Linked DNA regions of Homo sapiens: all the other regions are linked to region 1. The links are chromatin loops, found by intact Hi-C in ENCODE. Cell type or tissue: Calu3. All regions are shown on one strand. Links, peaks and the distances in the headings refer to the core of each region. The heading gives the core; the rest is flanking DNA. Region 1 has its middle 45 kb from the start of VSTM5. Region 2 overlaps MRE11 (MRE11 double strand break repair nuclease). Region 3 has its middle 8.0 kb from the start of C11orf97.

What was found. Peaks named below come from ENCODE experiments on the same cell type or tissue, not always from the same donor. Only the 100,000 strongest peaks of a DNase experiment are listed, where the experiment ranks them.
Region 2: a loop joins it to region 1, with 8 times the contacts of the local background. A loop is called at or near these places in 58 of 110 quality-filtered maps.
Region 3: a loop joins it to region 1, with 9 times the contacts of the local background. A loop is called at or near these places in 66 of 110 quality-filtered maps.

What each region holds. Positions count from the first base shown.
Region 1 is chr11:93,891,563-93,899,721 of GRCh38, forward strand. It overlaps the pseudogene LOC101060084. Among named protein-coding and RNA genes, the nearest start is that of VSTM5, 45 kb to the left of the region's middle. In Calu3, for the core only: no CTCF peak of the experiment used is centred there; a DNase peak (open chromatin) is centred at 4,009.
Region 2 is chr11:94,410,740-94,418,898 of GRCh38, forward strand. MRE11 (MRE11 double strand break repair nuclease) reads right to left here. Exons shown (of 20, transcript NM_005591.4): 20 at 4,831-8,159. Among named protein-coding and RNA genes, the nearest start is that of GPR83, 13 kb to the left of the region's middle. In Calu3, for the core only: no CTCF peak of the experiment used is centred there; no DNase peak of the experiment used is centred there.
Region 3 is chr11:94,500,336-94,508,494 of GRCh38, forward strand. It overlaps a transcript of MRE11 not described here. Among named protein-coding and RNA genes, the nearest start is that of C11orf97, 8.0 kb to the right of the region's middle. In Calu3, for the core only: a CTCF peak has its summit at 4,527 (motif pointing left); no DNase peak of the experiment used is centred there.

The DNA of each region.
Region 1 (8,159 bases), core at 1,203-6,202:
CTCTCCACTGCTGCCCCCTAAAAAAGGCCAAAATATGAGGCAGACTACATATGACCCGAAATCCTATATCCTATTATCTGGCCCTTCATAAGAAAAGTTTTTCAACCCTGGCTGTATATGAATACACCATAATTTACTTATTTGCTGCCTTCTTGATGGGAATTTGAGTGGTCTGCAGTTTTTTGAGTACTGAGAAATGTTGCTGTGAACATTCTTTTTTCTAACAAAAGCTACTTCAGGCTGGAGGTCTGAACATTTTTGTACATGTTTTCTAGCACACATGTACCTGTATTTTGTAGGGTATATACTTAGAAATAAAAATTCTAGATCACTTAATATATGCATATTCAAATTTAGTAGACAACCCCAAACAGTTTTCCAAAGCAGTTGTACAAATCATAAATCATACTCCCAACAGCAGTGTGTGAGAGTTTCAGTTGCTCTATATCCTCACTAACACTTAATATTATCAACTTTAAAAATGTTTGCTTTTTTTTTGAGTTGGAGTCTTGCTCTGTCACCCAGGCTGGAATACAGTGGCATGATCTCGGCTCACTACCACTGCAACCTTTGCCTCCCGGGTTCAAGTGAGTCTCCTGTTTTAGCCTCCTGAGTAGCTGGGATTACAGGTGCACTTCAACATGCCTGGCTAATTTTTGTATTTTTAGTAGAGAGAGGGTTTCGCCATGTTGGCCAGACTGGTCTTGAACTCCTGACCTCAAGTGATCTGCCCGCCTTGGCCTCCCAAAGTGCTGGGATTACAGATGTAAGCCACCGTGCCTGGCCAAATGTTTGGTTTTTATATACTGTTATATCATCGTGGTTCTAATTTAGCATTTCCCTGCAACCAAGAAAGGTTGTGGGACATTTATATTTCTTTCTTCCTTTTTTTTTTTTGTAAAGTACTGGTTCAGTTCTAATATCTTTCCTATTTTTCTATTGGTATGTCCATTTTTCTTACTGATTTGAAGAAGTTCCTTATATATTTTGGATATGAATTTTTAATCAGTTATAAGTATTGTGAATATAAGTTTGCCTTTTCACTCTCTTAATGGTGAAGACTTGATGAGCAGAACTTCTTAATTTTAATGTAGTAAAAATTTATTGATATTTTCTTGAACAGTTAGTTCATTTGGTAATTTTTTTTGTTTGTTTTGAGACATAGTCTCGCTCTGTCACTCAGGGTAGAGTGCAGTGGCGTGATGTCAGCTCACTGCAACCTCCACCTCCCAGGTTCAAGCAATTCTCTTCCTCAGCCTCCCAAGTAGCTGGGATTACAGGCGCCACCACCATGCCCAGCTAATTTTTTTGTATTTTTAATAGAGATGGGGTTTCACCATCTTGCCCAGGCTGTTCTTGAACTTGTGATCCATCCACCTCAGCCTCCCAAAGAGCTAGGATTACAGGGGTGAGCCACCGCGCCCAGCCATTTGGTAACTGTTTAAGAAAACTATCTTCTCCAAGCTCATGAAAATATTCTCCCATTTTATCTTCTGAAGGCTTTATAGTTCTTTTCTTTTCTTTCCTTTTCTTTCATTCATTTTTTTTTTTTTTTTTTTTGACAGAGTCTTGCTTTGCTGCCCATGCTGGAGTGCAGTGGTGCTATCTTGGCTCACTGCAACCTGTGCCTCCTGGGTTCAAATGATTCTCCTGCCTCAGCCTCCCAAGTAGCTGAAACTACAAGTGCATGCCACTATGCCCAGCTAATTTTTGTATTTTTAGTAGGGACAGGTTTCACCATGTTGTCCGGGCTGGTCTCGAACTCCTGACCTCAAATGATCCATCTGCCTTGGCCTCCCAAAGTGCTGGGATTATAGGCATGAGCCACTGAGCCTGGCCTAGTTTTGCCTTTTCTGTTAAGTACTGGATACCTGGAATTGATTTCTGTTTAACCCATATGGATAGCAAATTGTCCCAGCAGCACTTATTTAAAAACCGTTCTTTCCCATTGCCCTGCAGTGCTGCCTCTATTATGTATCAAGTGTTCATATAATGCAAAGTTCTCTTTCTGGACTCTATTGTATTGGTCTGTTGATCTATGTACCAATCCATTCTGTTTAAAATATTGTAACTTTATATCAAGTCTTGACATTTGACAGTGCCAGTCCTACATTTTTCTTCTTTTTCTTCCTCCTCCTTCTTTTTCTTCTTCTTCTGGTGCATCTTGGCTATTCTTTGTCCTTTGCATCTTCACATAAATTTGGGGATCATCTTTTCAAATGCCACTAAAAACTGATTAGCATTTTGACTCGAATTGCATTGATTTTATAAATGATTTGGGAGAATTGGCATGTTTACAATACTGAGTCTTCCAATTTATGAACATAGTATATCTCTTAATTTAAGTAAGCTGTCTTTAATATCTCTCAATATGTTTTACAACTTTCACCATTAAGATCTGCACAATTTTGTCATACTTATTCCTAGGTACTTCATATTTTTTTTGAAGATGCTAAAAAGGTAGAGTCTGTTTGCCACAGATACATAAAATTTTTCTGTGTAACTTTGATTATTCGTGAAATGAAAAAGACTCTTTGATAAAACCTCTGCATTTACCTCACCTTCCTCTCATTTACCTGGGTCAGTGATGGCTCACCAGCAAGACAGAGGCATGTTTTTCCTTGATGGAGGGTACCCTTCTATGGACTAATAACAGCAATAACCAAAACTTGATCAGCACTTTATTTTTTAAATTTCTTTTCCATATTTCATTTCAATAGCATGATCAGCAGTTTAAAAAGTGTTTCCCTTTCCTGTATATCATATGGGCAGAAAAAAAGCAAAGTTTCCTACATTAGTATCTTATTTAATCCTTATAACTATCTTGAAAATAGACATTTTAATTTCCATCTTACTAGTGAGGAAACAGTTTCAGGGAGCTAAAAAGGCTTGCTCATTCTGTCAATGGATAAACACATAAAGAAAATTTGGCATATATACACAATGAAATACTATTGTGCCTGCCTTGAAAAAGAAGAAAATTCTGCTATTTGAGACAACATGGATGGACCTGGAGGACATTATGCTAAGTGAACTAAGGCACAGAAGGACAAATACTGCGGATCTTACTTATATGTGGAATCTAAAACAATCAAACACATAGAAGCAGAGAGTAGAATGGGGATTACCAGCAACTTGGGGGTAGGGAATGGGGAGATGTTAGTCAAAGAGTACAAAAGTTTAGTTAGACAGAAGGAATAAGTGTTTGGATATCCATGGCACAGTGTTGTGACTATCATTAGTAATAATGTATTCCATATTTCAAACTTGTTATGAGAGTGAATTTCAAATGTTCTCATCACAAAACATGGTAAGTATTTGAGGTCATAGATATATTAATTAGCTTAATTTAATTATTCCACACTGTATACATATATCAAAACATCACTTTGTACTCCATGAATATAAACAACTGTAATTTGTTGATTTACAGTAAAAAAAAAAAAAAGACTTGCTCAAGTTTGCATGGCTTTATTTAGCTCCAGTTCAGAACTATTGACTTCAGTCTGTTCTCTTTACCTGACCCACATTTGCCTCACCACCTGGCACCTTTGAAGGTGTGGGTTTTTGTAGTGCTTCGTGCAGTGTTTTGTAGTGCCGGATCAGATTAATATTTGGGGAGCTAGAGAGTAGACCTAGAAGAAAAACAGTCTACAGGGACTAGATTTTTTCTATTTTCTACCTAACAGGATACTATACTCACTTGTCTTTTTAGGGGAACCATAATTCAGTCAACAGATCTCAGTTCCCACTAAATTTGCTTTCGATACAGGCTTTCTGTTTAGAAATGAGTGCCAGTCCTAATGAACAGTGATATTTTTTTTTCTTATTAGACCAGAAGAAACTTGAGGGCATATATTTATAGTCATGGTGCCTGTTACAATGTTTTGGCAAAAAGTGTTTGCTGAATGAGTGCATTTTTCTGCTACGTATACAATCTAGAAGCTTATCTTCCAAGAGCTAACTATTTAATACCTTGAAGACTCAACAGGGGGTGCTCCAAGACTGCCTAGTGTAGTTCACACTTGGTGAAAAAGAATGCTGTTCACCTGCCAAGGAGCTGAAATCTGTGCGTTTTGGTTTAAAACAGGAGCAAGAAGGAGAAGGGGGAGGGAGATGAGAAAAACCTTTGGTTTTGGCATTCTTTTCATTCACAGTTGAGCCATAGTATGAGATCCTCTGTGGTTTTACTTAGGCATTTATGATTCCCTCAGATTTGAGGAGCATTTTCTAGCTCCTCTAGGGCAGAGCTCTCCTATTTTACTTTGTACTCCATACAAGAATTGATAAATTCTGGTTGAACTGAGACAGCTAGCTCTATCTGGAAGCCTGACCCCCATAAACTCTTCCCTGAATTAAGTTTCCTCCTCCTCCATTCCCTTTCTTGGTTGATGGTGTCTGCCGGCCCCAGCATTAGAGTTAAAACTTCAGAGCCACCCTGCTGCTCAGCAATTTCTCCATGAGTCCAGTTGGCATCTAGTCCCATTACCTGCAGTAGTTGTTTTAAACCTTCACTTCTCAATCCTCCCTCCTCCCTCTTTGCTCATCCCACCCCGCTGTTTCAGGAGGTGACTCTCTACTCTCTGAGCCCCAATTCACGTTTCAAGTGGAAAGCGCCTTGTGGAGTCTCCCTCAGCTTTCTAAGTGCACCTTTGGACCACTCCATACTCCCATTTGTCCTCTGTTTCCCTCCCCGTGATCCTGGAAGAGGTATCTTAGATTGTAGTCAACATGAATCCTACCCCTGTCTGGTCTTCCATTTATTTGTTCATTTATTCACCCATTCTTCAAACATTTATTAATCACTGCTATGTGATAGGTTCTGGGAATACAACAGTGAGTACAACTAACAAGGTCTACTAGGAGAGACAGCTGTTAATTGAATAACCAACCTACTGGATGAAGTGGGGTCAATGTTCTCATGCTGTGCTAAGTTGTACTGAGATAATGCAGCTTTTGTTGTTGTTGTTGTTTTTGAGATGGAGTCCCGCTCTGTCACCTAGGCTGGAGTGCAGTGGCGCAATCTCGGCTTACTGCAACTTCTGCCTCCAGGGTTCAAGGGATTCTCTTGCCTCAGCCTCCTGAGTAGCTAGGATTATAGGCACACATCACCATGCCCAACTAAATTTTTTTTTGGATTTTTAGTAGAGATGGGGTTTTGCCATTTTGGCCAGGCTGGTCTCAAACTGCTGACCTCAAATGGTCTGCCTGTCTCAGCCTCCCAGTTGCTGGGATTACAAGCATGAGCCACCGCGCCCGGCCAACACAGCTTCTTAGTTCCTATAACTGATATTTCTTCCTCAAAAGCCATTCTTCCTCACAAGCCAGTTAATAGTATCTCAGGCTCAGAGTAAGGATTCAGACTAAACACACCTGGGGAGGCAATCCCTCTGATAAATCACCTGTACCTGATGGGAAGGGGCCCTGCTTGATCCCTAAAGAAGAGCTTTGCAGGGCACAGTGGCAGGAGGGCTCACCAACAGGCTGGCAGTTCTGATTTCTCATGTTATGCTGTCCCTGTGTCTGTGTGTCAGCGCCCCCCATGGCCTGTGTGGGGGGATCAGAGCATACCTGGGTGGGTCAGGGTTGTGGACATGCAGTACCCACAGAAGGACATGGAGAGGATTCTGGGAACAAGAGGAGGCAGGACCTGGTGGGTTTCTGGGACAGGTCCATGCCCAGGGTTATTAAGTCCTAGGTTCTATTATATGAAAATCAGGTTAAGATGAAAGCTAAGTGGGTCAAAACGGAGGGAACTTGAGGTGTGAGGAGTTTCTGAGCAGACACTGGGAAGGTGAGGCCTGGATGAAGGTCCTGAGCTGGAAGAATAAGAATCTGCTGGCTGGACGTGGTGGCTCACACCTGTAATCCCAGCACTTTGGGAGGCCAGGCAGGTGGATCATTTGAGGTCAGGAGTTCGAGACCAGCCTGGCCAACATGGTGAAACCCCATCCCTACTAAAACAGAAAAATTAGCCGGGTGTAGTGGCAGGTGCCTGTAATCCCAGCTACCTGGGAGGCCGAGGCAGGAGAATCGCTTGAGCCCGGGAGGTGGAAGTTGCAGCGAGCTGAGATCATGCCACTGCACTTCAGTCTGGGTGACAAGAGTGAAACTTCATGTGAAAAAAAAAAAAAATCTGTTTCATAGCTCTTCAGTCACCTGTCACTCACTCATATCTGAAATTCCACCATTAGCCCCTTACTCTTCTGACTCAAGGTTTCAGCCTATATCAAAAGGGAAATAGTGTCTCAGGGAAGGGACATGGAGCTCCTCTCACCTCTTCTATCCCTACCATCAGATTCAAATAGCAGCTGCTGGTAGTTTGTATTTCTCTGGGATCAGTGGTGATATTCCCTTTATAGTTTTTTATTGTGTCTATTTGATTCTTTCTTTATTAGTCTTGCTAGCGGTCTATTTTGTTAATCTTTACAAAAAACCACCTCCTGCATTCATTGATTTATTTGAAGGGGTTTTCTTGTCTCTATCTCCTTCAGTTCTGCTCTGATCTTAGTTATTTCTTGTCTTCTGCTAGCTTTTGAATTTGTTTGCTCTTGCTTCTCTAGTTCTTCTAGTTGTGATGTTAAGGTGTTGATTTTAGATCTTTCCTGCTTTCTCCGATGGGCATTTAGTGCTATACATTTCCCTCTACACACTGCTTTAGCTGTGTCCCAGGGATTCTGGTACATTGTGCCTTTGTTCTCATTGGTTTCAAATAACTTATTTATTTGTGCCTTAATTTCATTATTTACCCAGTAGTCATTCAGGAGCAGGTTGTTCAGTTTCCATGTAGTTGTGCAATTTTGAGTGAGTTTCTTAATCCTGAGTTCTAATTTGATTGCACTGTGGTCTGAGAGACTGTTTGTTATGATTTCTGTTCTTTTGCATTTACTGAGGAGTGTTTTACTTCCAATTATGTGGTCGATTTTAGAATAAGTGCGATGTGGTACTGAGAAGAATGTATATTCTGTTGATTTGGAGTGGAGACTTATGTATATGTCTATTAGTTCGCTTGGTCCAGAGCTGAGTTCAAGTCCTGAATATCCTTGTTAATTTTCTGTCTCATTGATCTGTCTAATATGGACAGTGGGGTGTTAAAGTCTCCCACTATTATTGTGTGGGAGTGTAAGTCTCTTTGTGGTTCTTTAAGAACTTGCTTCATGAATATGAGTGTTCCTGTATTGGGTGCATATATATTTAGGATAGTTAGCTCTTCTTGTTGCATTGATCCCTTTATCATTATGTATTACCCTTCTTTGTCTTTTTTGATCTTTGTTGGTTTAAAGTCTGTTTTATCAGAGAATACTATAAACACCTCTCTGCAAATAAACTAGAAAATCTAGAAGACATGGATAAATTCCTGGACACATATACCCTCCCAAAACTAAACCAGGAAGAAGTCAAATCCCTGAATAGACCAGTAACAAGTTCTGAAATTGAGGCAGTAATTAATAGCCTACCAACCAAAAAAAAAAAAAAAAAAAAAGCCCAGGATCAGATGGATTCACAGTCAAATTCTACCAGAGTTACAAACAAGAGCTGGTACCATTCCTTCTGAAACCATTCCAAACAATGGAAAAAGAGAGACTCCTTCCTAACTCATTTTATGAGGCCAGCATCATCCTGATACCAAAATCTGGCAGAGACACAACAACAACAACAAAAATTTCAGGCCAATATCCCTGATGAACATCAATGTGGAAATCCTCAATAAAATATTGGCAAACTGAATCCAGCAGCACATCAAAAAGCTTATGCCCCATGATCAAGTTGGCTTTATCCCTGGGATGCAAGGCTGGTTCAGCATACACAAATCAATAATCGTAATCCATCACACAAACAGAACTAATGAGAAAAACCACATGATTATCTCAATAGATGCAGAAAAGGCCTTCGATAAAATTCAACACCCCTTCATGCTAAAAACTCTCAATAAACTAGGTATCGATGGAACATATCTGGAAATAAAAAGAGCTATTTATGACAAACCCACAGCCAATATCATACTGAATGGGCAAAAGCTGGAAGCATTCCCTTTGAAAATCGCCACAAGACAAGGATGCCCTCTCTCACCACTCCTATTCAACATTGTATTGGAAGTTCTGGCCAGGGCAATCAGGCAAGAGAAAGAAATAAAGGGTATTCAAATAGGAACAGAGAAA
Region 2 (8,159 bases), core at 3,160-8,159, 520 kb after region 1:
TTTCATAAAGTTCATGCTATGATAAAAGAAATTCTAGCAATTACAGTTGAAGATGCAGCTAGCAGCCAATGGAATCATCGAAGGTTTTATATGCCGGGACTGTGCTAATCACTTCATAAGCATCATTGCATCTAATCACAAAACATACAAGGTAGGCATTTTTATCTACTGAATGGGGAAGCAGATGTTCTGAGACTGACTTGTATAAGTCACACAGCTAAAAGGACTGAAAGATTGAAGCCCAGGTCTGACTGATCAACAATCTTATCATTAGCTTCTGGGTGAAGAGTACTGTTAAAGCCTAAAACCAAATGGAAGAAACCTTTTACTGTGAAGTTCACAAAATCAAATAAATGACTAGGTATTGGGTAGGGTGCAGTGAAGGAGGTGCTCTCATGTTGCTGGTGGGAGTATAAATGGATATATCCTTTCTGCAAAGGAATCTGGTAAAACTGTCATAAGCCTTAAAATATTTTCATCTCCTTTACCTGAAATTCTATTTTTTACTCTATCCTAGCCTACGGATATAATTTTTAAAATGTGGTCAAAGATTTATGTACAACTGACAGCATATTTTATTTAAAAAGAGTCCTTGTTGTTTATTATATATACGCATGTGCATATATACATGCAGATTAAATAACACAATGTCTGGAATTTGCTTCAAAATCATCTGGACCTGGGGAAGAGAAATGGATTGAAGCAGGATGATGGATATATGTAGGTTTCTCACACCCTATCTCCACATAAAAAGTATAAAAATATTATGTAAAAAGATGACTCCATCAAGCATTATTTATTATAGTGAAAAATATATTATGCTGTGGTATTCCATGACCCAAAACACTATGCAACCATTAAAAGAAATGTTTTTGAGAAAAATTTAGTAACACAGAAAATGCTTTCAGAATAACACAAGCAGGACACAAACTGATACAATTTCACTTCAATTATGTGAAGCGTTAAAGGGCGCACAGTGAAATGTTAATAGCAGGATTTTGATATCCTTTTTCTTCATATTCTTTTGCATTTTTCACAAATACTATTTATACTCGGAAAAAACTCAGTAGTTTACAGAGGACAACAGTCCATCTTTATCTGTAACAGGTTCCTAATTATTGCCACTGTCACAGATGAGTCACTGGTCTGATCAGCCAACTGAACCAATCTGACTAGGGTGGCAATTTTGGGTAAGAAGGTGTTTGGAAATCAAGTCATTGACTTCATAACTTAAGACTCTAATGCCTCTACTGCATAGCACAGTCATTTGTGTTTACGAGAGTTATTTCCATTGTCAAGGAGTGAGGGGGAAATTAACAGCTCTGCTTTATTTCTGTGAGTGCTTTGGAATTTTTTTCTTTTAACAAAATCTATTATGTCTTCACATAGTCATGCATTAAGTATTTACTAAGAGCCTGCTCTATGCCAGGCACCATGCTAGGCTTGGTTCAGAGACAAAAACAGCAAGGGGCATTCCCTTAAGGAAACTCAATTTAATGGGAAAGGCAGTGTCGAGAGTTATGGCATCACATAATAAAAGGTTGTGGAAGAGGTGAATTCAGGATGAACCCAGGCTGGGAGTCCACAGCCTGCCAGAAGGCACTTGCTGTTAAGAATTGTTATTTAGGAATTAAACTTGTAAGTACAGCATAAATGGCATGGTCCGAGCATGGTGGCTCATGCCTGTAATCGCAGCACTTTGAGAGGCCGAGGTGGGCGGATCACCTGAGGTTAGGAGTTCGAGACCAGCCTGGCCAACACAGTGAAAACCCGTCTCGTCTCTACTAAAAATAGAAAAAAATTAGCTGGGTGTGATGGCTCGTGCCTGTAATCCCAGCTACTCAGGAGGCTGAGGCAGGAGAATCACTTGAATCTGGGAGAGATGGAGGTTGCAGTGAGCCAAGATCACATCACTGCACTTCAGCCTGGACGACAAAGCAAAACTCTCTCGAACTTAAAAAAAAAAAAAAAAAAGACATGGTCATTTTCTTCACACAATTTCGATTTTTATCACTCTACCCTTAATTTCAGCCTTTTATAATATCGTATGATTTTGTCGAATAGTCTAACTGGTGGGTCAAGAACGGACTTTCACCTTCAGATCCTACATGTTTCCTTCACTGTGTACAGACTTTTCCCCTGAGATATATGATCATCACAACCTTCCCTGTTCCACTGCCTGCAAGCTGCATCTTCAACTGTAATTGCTAGAATTTGTCTTTATCATAGCATGAACTTTATGAAACACAAGGCAGTTAGAGCCAGTATGAAAAAATACAACTTTTCTTTCTCTGGTGCTCAAAAATAATGGCCTCAAATGGCAATTAAAAAAATCTTATTAGAAGCATTTTTTAAAAGCATGTAAGATCAATGATAGCTATTGCTTACATCCTGTGAAAATGAGTTGCTGATCTGGCCATGTTTTCTAGAAATATCCTTAAAGATATTTTTACATGGTATTGTTGTTAAAACAAAAACAATCCACTTTAATCATTATTTCCCCATCTGTAAGATGCAATATTAATCAATAGCTTAAATTAACAGATAATTATTTTCTTTCATGTTCTGAGGATCTGATTTGAAACAAAGCACATAGCAGAAACAAAATAGAAAAAAATAGCCCAATAGCAATTAAGAGCATAGAAATCAATTCCCAGCTGGACTGTGGAGTTGAATTGGAAAGGCAAAACATAAAGTTCTGAAGATAACACAGAAGTTACATGAGCTTAAGGTAAGCAATGTTTTTCTTGAACAGAACACAAAAACATTACACCTTAATCAATGTAAGTTGGACTTCATAAAGTCCAATTATGCAATTATAAAAATAAAAAAGTTATGTTCCTTAAAAGACCCTCTGTTCAATTAGACACCATTTATACAACAAAAACCAACTCCAGATGCAAAACCAGATAAATTTGACTACATTAAAAACAAACTGTTGCACTGCAAAAAAAGTCACCATAAGCAAAATAAAAATACAAACAAGAAGTTGGGAAAAAATTTTACAATATATTATAGACAAAGGGTTAATATCTAATATTTAAAAAATACTTTTTATATCGAGTGAAGAAAAAGGGGACTAGACATTCTAGAAAAATGAGTAAGATACACGAACAAGCAATTCACCGAAAATGGGTGTAAAAATGTGCCTTAAGCATATTTTTGCAAATTCAACTTAATTCATAAGAGAAATGCAAATTATAATTACACTAAGATGCCATTTCTTGTCCATCAGTTTGGCAAACAATCAAAAATCTGACGACAATACATTCTTCTGATGGTGAGGCTATAGAGAAATAGGTAGTCCACATATTGTTGGTGGGAATACCACTTTTATAAAAAGGAACTTGGCAACACCTAACAAAACTACATGTACATTTACTCTTTTACCGAATAATCACATTTCCAGGAATTTACTCTGAAGATAACACTTCTAAAAATTTTAAAATACTAGTATTAGTATTGCAGTATTAAAAATACTAGTATTAGCATTGCAGTATTATTTGTAATTGTAAATATCAGAACTACCAAAAGGCACAAATATAGGAGGACAGAATCCACTATGGCATTTAAACTCAATGGAGTACCATGAGGCTATAAAAAAGGAAGATCTCCATAAAATGACATGGAGTAGTTTGTAGGACAAAAAACTCCATTTGTTCAGACAAAAAGAGTATATATAGCATAAAACCTTTTATGTAAGAAAATAGGGGACATGAAAAAATGTACAAATTTGCATATTTTGGTGAAAAGAATAAACAAAAATGAAATTGGTTACCTACAATGGGTGGGGCAAAAAGGGATGAAAGGAATAGGGAAGGGAGTAAGACTTGAGTGTGCATTTGAATGATTTAGACTTCAGGAAGCACGTTGATACTCTACATATTCACAGAATAAAACTAAACCTAGACTAGAGGGAAAAACATGCTATATAAGGAAAGTATTGGAACAAATAAAAAAATTGGAAAATGGACTGTAGATTAACAGTATGGTGGTTATAAAAGGATATTCTTGTTCCTAGGGAACATACAATGAAGTATTAAAGAGTAAAGGAACATGACATTCCAACCTAGTGTCAAAAGATTGAGAAATTTTATGTGTGTGTTCACATTTGACATGAAAATATATGTATATAACATATACATATATGCACATATAGAATTTTTTTAATGACAAAATGTCAAAAATTGGTTAATCTGAATAAACTATAAAAAGTTATCCATTATTCTTGCAACTTTCTGTAAAGTTGATACTCTTTCAAGTTTTAAAAATATGATCTGGACTTAAAACTACTAAAAACCTCAGAAATCAGTACTGGAATGACAAACCACTAGAAACTTTCAGGATACCTATGATGGGTTTATTTATTTATCTCATCGTTTATGGTAAAACACTTTAATGAGTGTAAAATGGATGCCTTCATTTCCAGACTACCCAAGAACCAACGGAAATGCAGTTGGGCCTCTCAGCCTATTAAGCAATGGCCTTTTGCCTCTAGCAAAATGTACTCAAAGTCAGATATACCATCCCATCAGTTCAAATGCACTAACAGGTAGACTGCAGTTATAAGCTTCTATGTAGAAAATTCTGATTTTTACATAAAATATAAACACGAAACACTTGGTACTGATATTGAACAGGCACTGTGATCAAGGGTACTTATGCACTAGTTTTGGGTATTTGTACATGAACCATCTTGACTACACAGTGGCTCAGAGGCAGAACAAAGTTTGCATGGGCCAACCAGCCTAATATCCATTAAACCTCTTTTGTTAATCAGCCATAATGTGCAAAAGCCAGCCAAGAGCCCTTTAAAAATCACTTTACCACTTTTAATGTCAAGGCACCACAGATTAAATATCCTTTTATTTGACTCAAACTGAACAATAACATTTAAAACACACAACGGGAAGCAGCGCAGTTATCTCTCAAAATAGACAATGATGGTTTAATTAAGAGGTTGATAAAGCATATGTAGAAAAGTCAGAATGTCAAAATAAGTACCAAGGAGAACATATACTTTGAAAAGGGGGCTAAAACATGTAGCTATACAATCTGGGGTTCTTATCGATTGATGGATAGATTGATTGAGACAGAGTCTTGCTCTGTTGCCCAGGCTGGAGTGCAATGGCGTGATATCAGCTCACCGTGACCTCCAACTCCCAGGTTCAAGCAATTCTCCTGCCTCAGCCTCCTGAGTAGTTGGGATTACAGGCGCCCACCACCATGCCTGGCTAATTTTTGTATTTTTAGTAGAGTCGGGGTTTCGCCATGTTGGCCCTGCTGGTCTCGAACTCCTGACCTCAGGTGATCCGCCTGCTTTGGCCTCCCAAAGTGCTAGGATCACAGGCGTGAGCCACCGTGCCCGGTGCTGGGATTCTAATTCAACAATTTTTCTTGGTAGTCTTGCCAACAGTAATTGGAGAAACGTGTTCCTAATTGTCGGTGGGGAGAGGATTAAAGGTAAGCACACACATTTTAATACACATTCAATGTCTGAATTTGAAGAATAAAAATGCATTGCTTTCACCACTTAAAAAGAGCTAAAATCAGATCCAGTTATTTGACACAGCAAAGACATACAAATGTACATGGCAACAGCAAGTTATATAAGCTGGTTCTTTAGATCAAACTAAAATTCTAGTATTTTCTGACCAAACTAAGTTCAAAAGTACTAAAAGAAAATGAAACAGGCAAATGATGAAATGTGGATCTTTTTCATTCAAGAATATGGAAACTCATTGGACTGAAAAACCCAAATCTTCATTATACCAAACTTCTATAATGATCTTAATGGTAGTTAGCTTTAAAAAAACACAAAATAGGCTGGGCGTGGTGGCTCAGGCCTGTAATCCCAGCACTTTGGGAGGCTGAGGTGGGTGGATCACAAGGTCAGGAGATCGAGACCATCCTGGCTAACACAGAAAAACCCTGTCTCTACTAAAAATACAAAAAAAAAAAAAAAAAAATTAGCCAGGCGTGGTGGTGGGCGCCTGTAGTCCCAGCTACTTGGGAGGCTGAGGCAGGAGAATGGCGTGGAGCTTGCAGTGAGCCGAAATGGTGCCCCTGCCCTCCAGCCTGGGCAAGAGTGCGAGACTCCGTCTCAAAAAAAAAAAACAAAAAAAACCCAAAATACTATGAATTAAATTTATGACAGATACAAAAAGGACATCAGATTTCTTTGGGGGAAAGTCGCTTTTAAATTCTATATTTCCAAAAAAGATATTTTACATTTAGATACTTTTTTTTTTTTTGAGATTGAGTTTCACTCTTGTTGCCCAGGCTGCAGTGCAATGGCACAATCTCGGCTCACTGCAACCTCTGCCTCCTGGGTTCAAGCGATTCTCCTGCCTCAGCCTCCTGAGTAGCTAAGATTACAGGCACACACCACCATGCCCAGCTAATCTTTTGTATTTTTAGTAGAGACGAGGTTTCACCATGTTGGCCAGGCTGGTCTCAAACTCCTGACCTCAGGTGAACCCCCTCCTCGGCCTCCCAAAGTGCTGGGATTAAAGGCATGAGCCACTGCACCCAGCCCATTGAGATACTTTTTTACTCAGTTTTTTTCTAAGAATGGATTTTCCTCTTTATGAAAACAAAATATTCCTTTTCTTTATAAAACTTTATAGGCAAATTTATCAAGCTGGTAAATTCCATAACAGGCTGAACCAAATGAAATACCTAAGTAAAGCAAATTACATGATTAGAAGGCTAATTATGGTATTACTGCATAGGTTTAGTATTAATGCATATGTTCTAAGTTTATTGCAACTACACTAACTTCGTAATTTTAGATTTGCAGTTGCATCCTCCTAACTGCGTCTAATGGCAGAAGCACCACCTTGTGGCAAAAGTAGGAGCTTTTAAATTACAGAAGTTAGGGCTTGTTACCCAGAAAGGAGAAAACAATATAATGGGCATCCAGGACACTGCGCTATTTCTTGACCTGTAGAGGGATTCCATCAGTGCTCAATTTATAATTATTTATTCAACCATATGACTTTTCTGTATTTATTGTATTTCCTACTTTTAAAAGTTTGGGAAAAAAGTCTTTTACATACCTGAATTAAAGGTCACATTCCTAAATGCTTGAATTTTCTAAGCACCACTTATATTTTCAAGAATTTCCTAGAACTTCGAGGAATCTTTAACCTTGTAAATGCACTGTTGTATTTTTATGATAGGAAATAAAACACCAGAAAGACACTTATTCTTTGGTAAGTAACAGAAGAATTCCCTACAGATGTCTTCCTCTGAATGTTTTCATTCCTGCTCTCCCAAAGCCTCCAAGAGCAAATGCAGCTGCTTTCAAATCATCTGAAAGACTTCTACATTCCTATACCAACAGGTCTGAAAATTGTTAGAAACAAAAAACAAAACTCCCCTAAAACCAACAGATTTTGCAGGATCAATATAAAATATTAAGGATATATAGCACATTTAACTATGTAACAATATTCAATCAAAAAAAGGTTTCCCTGTCACGTTTTATTTACCATATTTTCAGGGCTTGATACATAGTATTCACAAAATGACCTGAATTAGCTGGAGAGATTTATCACCCTCTGTAACTGCTATGTCATCACTTTCCTTAGCGGTGAACTGAATCGCATTTAGTACCTCTTTTCACAGCCAAGAGCAATTTTTTTTTTTTTAAGGAAAAAAACTTTATTCCTTTTTTCCTAGGAACTTGTCAGGATACTTTAGTGACCATTCCCTCACTATAACTCTCACCCAGACCCACCTAACTGATGCATGAGAAGAGCCACTAGCTGATGTGGCCCACAGCTCAGACTGAGCCAGCATGGCTTGTGCAGGGGTAGGTAGCACAGCATCATCCAGACACTGCCTCCCCTGGTAGCTTCCATTACATCATGGACAGCACTGCTCTTCCCTGACTTAACCTTCTGCTTTGTTCAAATACTAGAAATATTAGATTTCAAGTTCAATAAAGATGTGGGCAGATCTGCCTAAGAATATTTCACAGGACAATGCCTTCCACTGAGTTAATGTTACTTGCTCAAATAACCCTTATGCTCAAGTTAGGTACAGAAAAAATATTTTTAAGAAAGTCAATAGAATGTTATATTGCAAGTTTTGACTTAGGCCTCTTCAAAAGTGCTATATGAGGCAGCCACTAACCAAGTGTCTGTCTCTTA
Region 3 (8,159 bases), core at 1,765-6,764, 610 kb after region 1:
TGCTAGAGAGCAAACTCTACACATAAGACAAATCCCACCCCTGAGGGCAGAATTTGTATTGTCTGCTTCCTTTATACTTTCCAGAGCATTCACTAGACTGCTCTGTGCACAGAAGGCAGTCACTAATCGTGCTTTGAAAGGATTACTTCTACTTTCCAGTTTAGGCCGGCTAAATAGCTCAGTTTACAAACAGAATTTTCTCTAATCTTGGAAAGTCTATACAAAGACTTATTAAAAAATAAAATCTGAGTTTTTCATAACTAAGGGTTTAATTTTGATTAACATATGCTTGAGGAAGAGGTAATTTTTGTGACTGTTCAAGATTCATAGCGTCATTCTTAGGCCTAAAGTGGAACTAGTTGCCTTTGCTTTTATGAATCTTAAATATGCTTTTCCAGGGAGCCTTCCAACCCACAGCCTACCACAGTGGTGGGATTTAGAGTCTTTATACTACAATCTGAAGACATTTATTTGTATTATTTGACATCTATTATGTTATCTAACACTATGCTGGAAAATCATGATCAGAAGAAGCCCAGAGACTATACTGAGATTTATGTCCCATACCAAAATGAAATCTCTGGATCAACTCTTGATTCCTGATCAACACATACACCATCTTCACCCTACCTGCAATGGCTCTAGGAATTTATGCAACTGCCTACAAAATAATATCACCAAATCATTATGTCTTTGCTATAATTAGTTTATCATAAGATGCTCCAGTCCATCTGTAGGATTACTAGATGACCACTCAATTTGTTCAATATGAAATGCTTTCTCTAAAGGATATTTAAGGTCTATCTTTATTAAGTTCAGAAGAGAGTAAACCAAGAAGGATTAAGTGTAGCTGATTGATGTTTTAAATTCCTGGAAATTTCCCTTGGAAACTCCAAAATTTTACTTCTCAGAACCTAAGTGGAAATGATCTAAATCAGTGCCAACACATAGAAACATGGGCCTCATGTAATTTTATGTTTTTAGCATGACTATTTTAGATACCTCATATAAGAGGACTCATGCAATAAGGACAGAATTGCATTTTATGGCACACAAACATAGATAAGCAAAAATCCTAGCAGTTGAAAATCGTAAGAGCCATATTAAAAACAGGTGAAATTAATTTTATATATATATGACAATACATCCAAAATATGAGATATATATTTAAAATTTTTTGAGATGTTTTACTTTTTTTTGCAGTAAGTCTTCAAAATACAGGGTGTATTTTACAGCACATCTGGATTTAGTCACATTTCAAGTTCTCAGCTATGTTTGTCTAATGGCTACTCCATTGAAAGCACAGATCTACATGCCTGAAATCATTCCCTGGAGGCACAGAAGGATGGTTACACAGAGCATTAAACTCTGAGTGAGACAAACTGAGTTCAAATCCTCAGTGCCACCTGTGGGTCACTTTGGGCAAAAAAAAAAACCCCTCGGTTTTCTCATAGGTAAATCAGGGATAATATCTATCTTGTTGTAGGCTAGTTTGTTATTTAAATGTAAAAATCATATGGTGTTATTTATTTTGTCAATTTCTTTAATACTTTAAAAATAAATATCAATATGAAATACATCGAAATCATATTGTTTTTTTAAAAAGCTATGTGTTTATCAATGTCCTCCAGTCATCTTTTATGAATGAAATAGTCTCATCTGATCTTCATGAAAGTTCTTATATATATATAAGATGTGGTACACCAAACCTCTGTGACAATATTAATAGCTAACAACTGAGTGCTCACTGTGGGCCAACTATGCTGTATGTGCTTCACGTGTGTGATACCATGTGAGCCTCACAACAACTCTCTGAGATAATCATTGTATAAAAGGAAATCAGGTTTATAGAACTTACACGGATTGCCCATTGTCATGCCATGTGCGCATGATGGAGGTTTGTCTATCTGATTCTACCACCTTTCCTCTTCACCATACACTAGTATTTGATATGTATTTGTAAAGTTGATTAAAGAATGCATCATTTGGTGCATGTTTAGTGTATCTTCTTAAGTTCCCAGAAAGCTCATGTTCAAATGTCACAGCTTTTTACCTGTGGTGTTTTTGAATATTATCTGTATACCACCAGTTTGTCTATCATAATAACCAAAATTCCATTTTCTTTAATATTATTTTTATGTAGTTTATTTATAGTAGGGTTTGAGGACATAACAATTACTATCAGGAGCACAAGCAACTGCATTTGCTTTTAAAGCTGCAGTTTATATTTTTTGAATTTGGTTACTTGTATCTACTTTTAAATATGCTTGCCATTTATCCACATATGAAGTATATGTTGTACATAGGCTATAACTAAATTTATTTATTTATTTTTCAATTTTTGTTTTTTTTCTTTTTGAGACAGACTCTCACTGTTGTCCAGGCTAGAGTGCACTGGCATGATCTCAGCTCACTGCAACCTCTGCCTCCCAGGTTCCAGTGATTCTCATGCCTCAGCCTCCCAAGTAGTTGGGATTACAGGCGTGCGCTACCATGCCCAGCTAATTTTTTATGTTTTTAGTAGAGACTGGGTTTCACTATGTTGGCCAGGCTGGTCTCAAACTCCTGGCCTCAAGTAATCTGCTGGTCTCGACCTCCCAAAGTGCTGGGATTACAGACTTGAGCCACCATGCTTGGCCACTAAATCTATTAATTATATTCCCCTTCCATGTAAGATTCCATACTTATGTGCAAATTTCTTGTTATTGTGTGAAGAACACTTAACATGAGATCTGCCCTGTTAAAACTTTAGTTCATAGTATTTTTTTTATCTATAGGCACAACGCTTGTAGATCTCTAGAACTGCAGAGATTCTAGATTGTACAGCAGATCTCTAGAAATTATTCATCTCGTATAACTAAAACTTTATACTCATTGAATAACTACTTCCCGTTTACCCTTGCCCCAGATCCTGGCAGCCACCATTCTACTCTCTGTTTCTAGGAGCATGACTATTTTAGACACCTCATGTAAGAGAACTCATGCAATAAGGAGAGAATTGCATTTTATGGCACACGAACATAGATAAGCAAAAATCCTAGTAGTTGAAAATCATAAGAGCCAAAGCAATATTTAAAAAGAAAACACGGTGGCTCACACCATCCAACATTTTGGGAGGCCAAGGTGGGCAGATCACAAGATCAAGAGATCAAGACCATCCTGGCCAACATGGTGAAACCCTGTCTCTACTAAAAATACAAAAAAATTAGCTGGGCATGGTGGCACACCCCTGTAGTCCTAGCTACTCGGGAGGCTGAGGCAGGAGAATTGCTTTTGCTTGAAACCAGGAGGCGGAGGCTGCAGTGAGCCAAGATCGCGCCACTGCACTCCAGCCTAGGCAACAGAGTGAGACTCCGTGTCAAAAAAAAAAAAAGAAAGAAAACGTTAAAATCGGGATTTTTATAACCTAATTTTAAGACTAGCTATACTTGCAGTGAGCCGAGATCCCGCCACTGCACTCCAGCCTGGGCGACAGAGCGAGACTCCGTCTCAAAAAAAAAAAAAAAAAAAAAAAGACTAGCTATAAAACAACAGTATTGAGACAGTGTAGTATTGGTGGATGGACATGTGGATCCATAGAACAGAACAGAGTCTAGAAATAAATCCAGATATAGATAATTAATTTTTGACAAAGGTGCCAAGGAATTCAGTGGGACATTCTCTTAAACAAATGGTGCTGGAACAACTGAATATCTTCTTGGAAAAAACATGAACTCATTTATAGGCAGAAAGCAGTTCAGTGGTTTCTTGGTCACGGGGACAGAGGTTGGACTACAAAAGGGCAGGGAGAACCTTTTGGAGGTGATGGAAATATGCCGTAGCTTGATCGTGGTAATGATTTTGCAGGTGTACACAACTGTCAAAAGTCACTGGGTTTTAAAGAGTAATGCAGGGTTTTTGTACATAAGTTATATTTTTATGAAGTCGATTTTTAAAAATAGATATCCAGATATGACTAATTTTATTCTTTTATTATTTTCCATGGCAAGCATAAGATGACCTCATCCTCAAATTCTAGGGATATATCTTCAGGGGGGCCTGTTATTTAAAAAAATATGTTTCACCAATTCACTGGAATTTTAAAATTCCAAGTAACACAACCTTTATAATCAGAAGGACCAATTTCTCCATTAAATGACAGAATGGGAAACAAAATAATTGCTTTAAAATAATTAGTCCATTTGGCAGGATTCAAGAAATTTGAAAAGATGGTTAGTTACTATATAAGAAGGATTTGGTTGGCTTTTAATTTAAATCAGGACTGTTAGAACCTACAAGAGGATACCAAAGTGGTTTTAGCATCTACTTTTCCGAAGAAAAACGATAGCATTCAACATCCCATTGTTCATTCAGTTTTGCTATAAGACAAACTGAGATGATTTCTTGAGACCTGTTTTAGATCTATAGAATTAAACACAAGTAATATGAAGTAACTTATTTACTCTGGTAATATATTAAAACTTTTTATTTCTTTGATAAAGACTTCATTTTTTACACGAATGTGTAACTTTTTATAAGAAAACTTTAGTCTTGGGTTTTGTCTCCATCTAGTGGTCATGTTGGTCTTTTCCATTTACAGTCAGGCTTGGGTAAATGATGTATCGCCTATACTGACAGTGATCTCATAAGATTATAATGGAGCTAAAATTTCCTATCACCCAGTGATGTGGTAGCTGACATAATGTCATAGCACAACACATTACTCACATGTTCAAGGTGATGCTAAATGTAAACAAACCTACTGCACTGCCAGTCATGTTTACATACAACTACGTACAGTACACAACACTGGATAATGATAATAAACAACTATGTTACTGGTTTATGTATTTACTATAATATACTTCCTGTCATTATTTTAGGGTGTTCTTCTACTTATTAAAAAAAGTGAACTGTATAACAGTTTCAGGCAGGTCCTTCAGGGAGTATTCCAGAAGAAGGCATTATCATAGGAGATGACATAGGAATAACTCCATAATGTTATTGCCCCTGAACACCTCCCAGCAGGACAAGATGTGGAGGGGGAAGACAGTGATCGTGATGACCCTATTTTGGCCTTGACTAAGTATGTGTTTATGTCTTTGTTTTTAACAAAAAAGTTTAAAATTTAAAAATATATAAATAATGCATATTGAAAATACAAAAAAAGCTCATAGAATGAGGCTATAAAAATACTTTTGCATAGCTGTACAAGGTGTTTGCATTTTAAACTAAGTGTTATTACAAGATTTAAAATGTTTTTAAAAATTAAGTTTATAAAGTAAAAAAAGGACAGTAAGCTAAAGGTAATTTATTATTGAAGAAAGAAAAATATGTTTGCATAAATTTAGTGCAGCCTAAGTGAACAGTGTTGATAAAGTCTATAGTAGCGTTTGGTAATGTCTTAGGCCATCACATTTGCCCACCACTCACTCACTGACTCACTCAGAGCAACACCAAGTCCTTCAAGCTCCATTCATGAAGTACACACTCTACAGGTGTACCTTTTAAAGTCAACTATACCATATTTTTACCGTACCGTCTCTATGTTTAAATTTCTTAAGATACACAAATATTTCCCTTGTGTTACAATTGCCTACAGTATACAGTATAGTAACATGTTCTACAGGTTTGTAGCCTAGGAGCAATAGGCTATACCAAGTAGCCTAAGTGTGTAGTAGGCTGTGCCACCTAGCCACCTAGGTTTGTGTAAGTGCATTCTGATATTTGAACAACGATGAAATTGCCTAACAACACATTTCTCAAAACACACTCCCACCATTAAGCGACACATGACTGTAATTGAAATTTTAAAAGGATAACCCAACCATCCTGGATTTTTTTTCATTCTGTTTTTGTTGTTCATTTTCAGTTTTTTTTTTGGGTAAGGATTGAAAAACTTTTAAGTAGTATGCTTATTACCTGGGTGATGAAATAATTTGTACAGCAAACTCCTGCAACATGTAATTTTCCTATATAGCAAATGTACCCCTGAACCTAAAAAAAAGTTAAAAAGAGAAAAATGGAAACCACAGTGCATACCTAAAACAGTACCTTTTATACTTATTTGTGTCAGTAACTTCTTTCAAGAGAATATGCATTGGTATATAATTGAAGACACACATGTAACAATTGGAAACAAAAAAAATCAAAAGCCATTTAGAAAGAGAAAGAAGGAAATAAACCACCTAAGTCAATATAGTTATTAAAATTGATAAGATTATCTTTAAGGTTTTTGGTAATGAAGAAAAAAGAGGAAGACAGTAATTGCTTTTTTTGTTTTTTTTTTTTTGAGACAGGGTCTTGCTCTGTCATCAAGGCTAGAGTGCAGTGGTGCGATCATGACTCACTGCAGCCTTGAACTCCTGGACTCAACTGATCCTCCAGCCACTGCCTCCTGTGTAGCTAAGACTACAGTGCAAGCCACCACGCCGAGCTAATTTTTTAATTTTTCTTTTATTGAGAGAGTCTTGCTATGTTGACCAGGCTGGTTTTAAACTCCTGGCCTCAAGCGATCCTCCTGCCTTGGCCTCCAAAAGTGCTGGGATTATAGGTGTGAGCCACGGTGCCAGCCTTTTTTTATGTTTGTTTTGTGCATATTTTTTAATTTGATCAAATAAACCACATTTTTATGAGTAAAAATATTTTTAGACATTTTTTTCTAAATAAAATATTCTTAATTTTTGTATAATTTTATAGAACTATAGCATACACAAAGTAAAATTCAGAAATCTTGGTGAGTTCTTCAAAGTGAATAGGGTTATGTAACTATCACCCAGCTCAAGATCTAGAACATAATCAGCACCTCCAACAGCTACTTTGTGCTTCCACTCAGTGTTCCCTCAAAGGTAACTATAATCTAACTTTTATTTCCATCATTTAGTTTTGCCTACATAAATGTAATAACTTATTGTGTATATTTTTGCATTTGGTTTATTTCACTCAACATTACATCTATGAGATTTCTCCATTTCTGCATGTAGCAGGGTTTTGTTCTTTTTATTGATGTATTCCGTTATATGAATATGTAATAATTTATATATACATGATATTGTTAACTTTTGGGGGGATTTTGCATTGTTTCCACTTTGGGGATTTTATGAATAACGCTGCCATAAACATTCTAGTACATGGTTTTGGTGTACATACTATACATTTCAGTGCATATCTAGTAAAGCCTGCTGAGCCACAGGATATACTTATATTCCACTTTAGTAAAAACTGCCAAAACAGTTCTCCAAAGTAGTTCTACCAGTTTACACTCTTAGCAGCAGAAGTGAACGTTCCGATTGCTCCACACGCCCATGGCTCTTGTTACTGCCAGGTTTGTTGATTTTCATTTCATTTTTTTTTAATAGCCTTCCTAGTGGGCATGTAGTAATAGCTCATTGTAGTTTTAATTTGCATATTCCTGGTGACTAATGATGTGAAGCAATGTTTTTATGTGTGATGACTGACCACTTGGATCTTCTCTTTCATGAAGTGCTTCATCTTTCTCCATTTTCTTTCTGGGATGTGTGCACGTTTCCTATTTTTAGAAGTTCTTTATATATTCTGGATCCTAGTTATTTTTTGGATATATGCTCTCTCGGTCTGTGGCTTGCCTTTTCACACTCTTACTGGTGATTTTAATGAAGAGAATATCTTAATTTTATTTATTTATTTACTTTATAGAGACAGGGTCTTGTGCTGTTGCCCAGGCTGGAGTGCACTGGTGTGATCGTAGCTCAGTGCAGCCTCAAATTCTGCGGCTCAAGCAATTCTCCTGCCTCAGCCTCCCAAGTAGCTAGGACTACTAATTCATGTATTTGTTTTTGTAGAGAATCTTGCTATATTGCCCCAGGCTGTTCTCAGACTCCTGGGCTCAAGCCATCCTCCCGCCTCAGCCTCCTAAAGTGCTGGTATTACAGGCATGAGCTACAGCATCTGGCCTGAGAATATCTTAATTTTAACGACCTCTACTATATCTATTGCCTTCTTTTGATTAGTGCTTTTGGTTTCCTGTTTAAAAAGTAGTTGTCTACTCCAAAGGGTAGACATGAGGAAGACATCATGAAGGTTTTTTTCATTGTTATACTCTAGAAGCTTTTGTGTTTTACCTTTAGTGCTATTTTGAGTTGATATTTGCATTTGACATGCGGTAGGAGTCAAAGTTCATTTTCCTATATTAATATCCAATT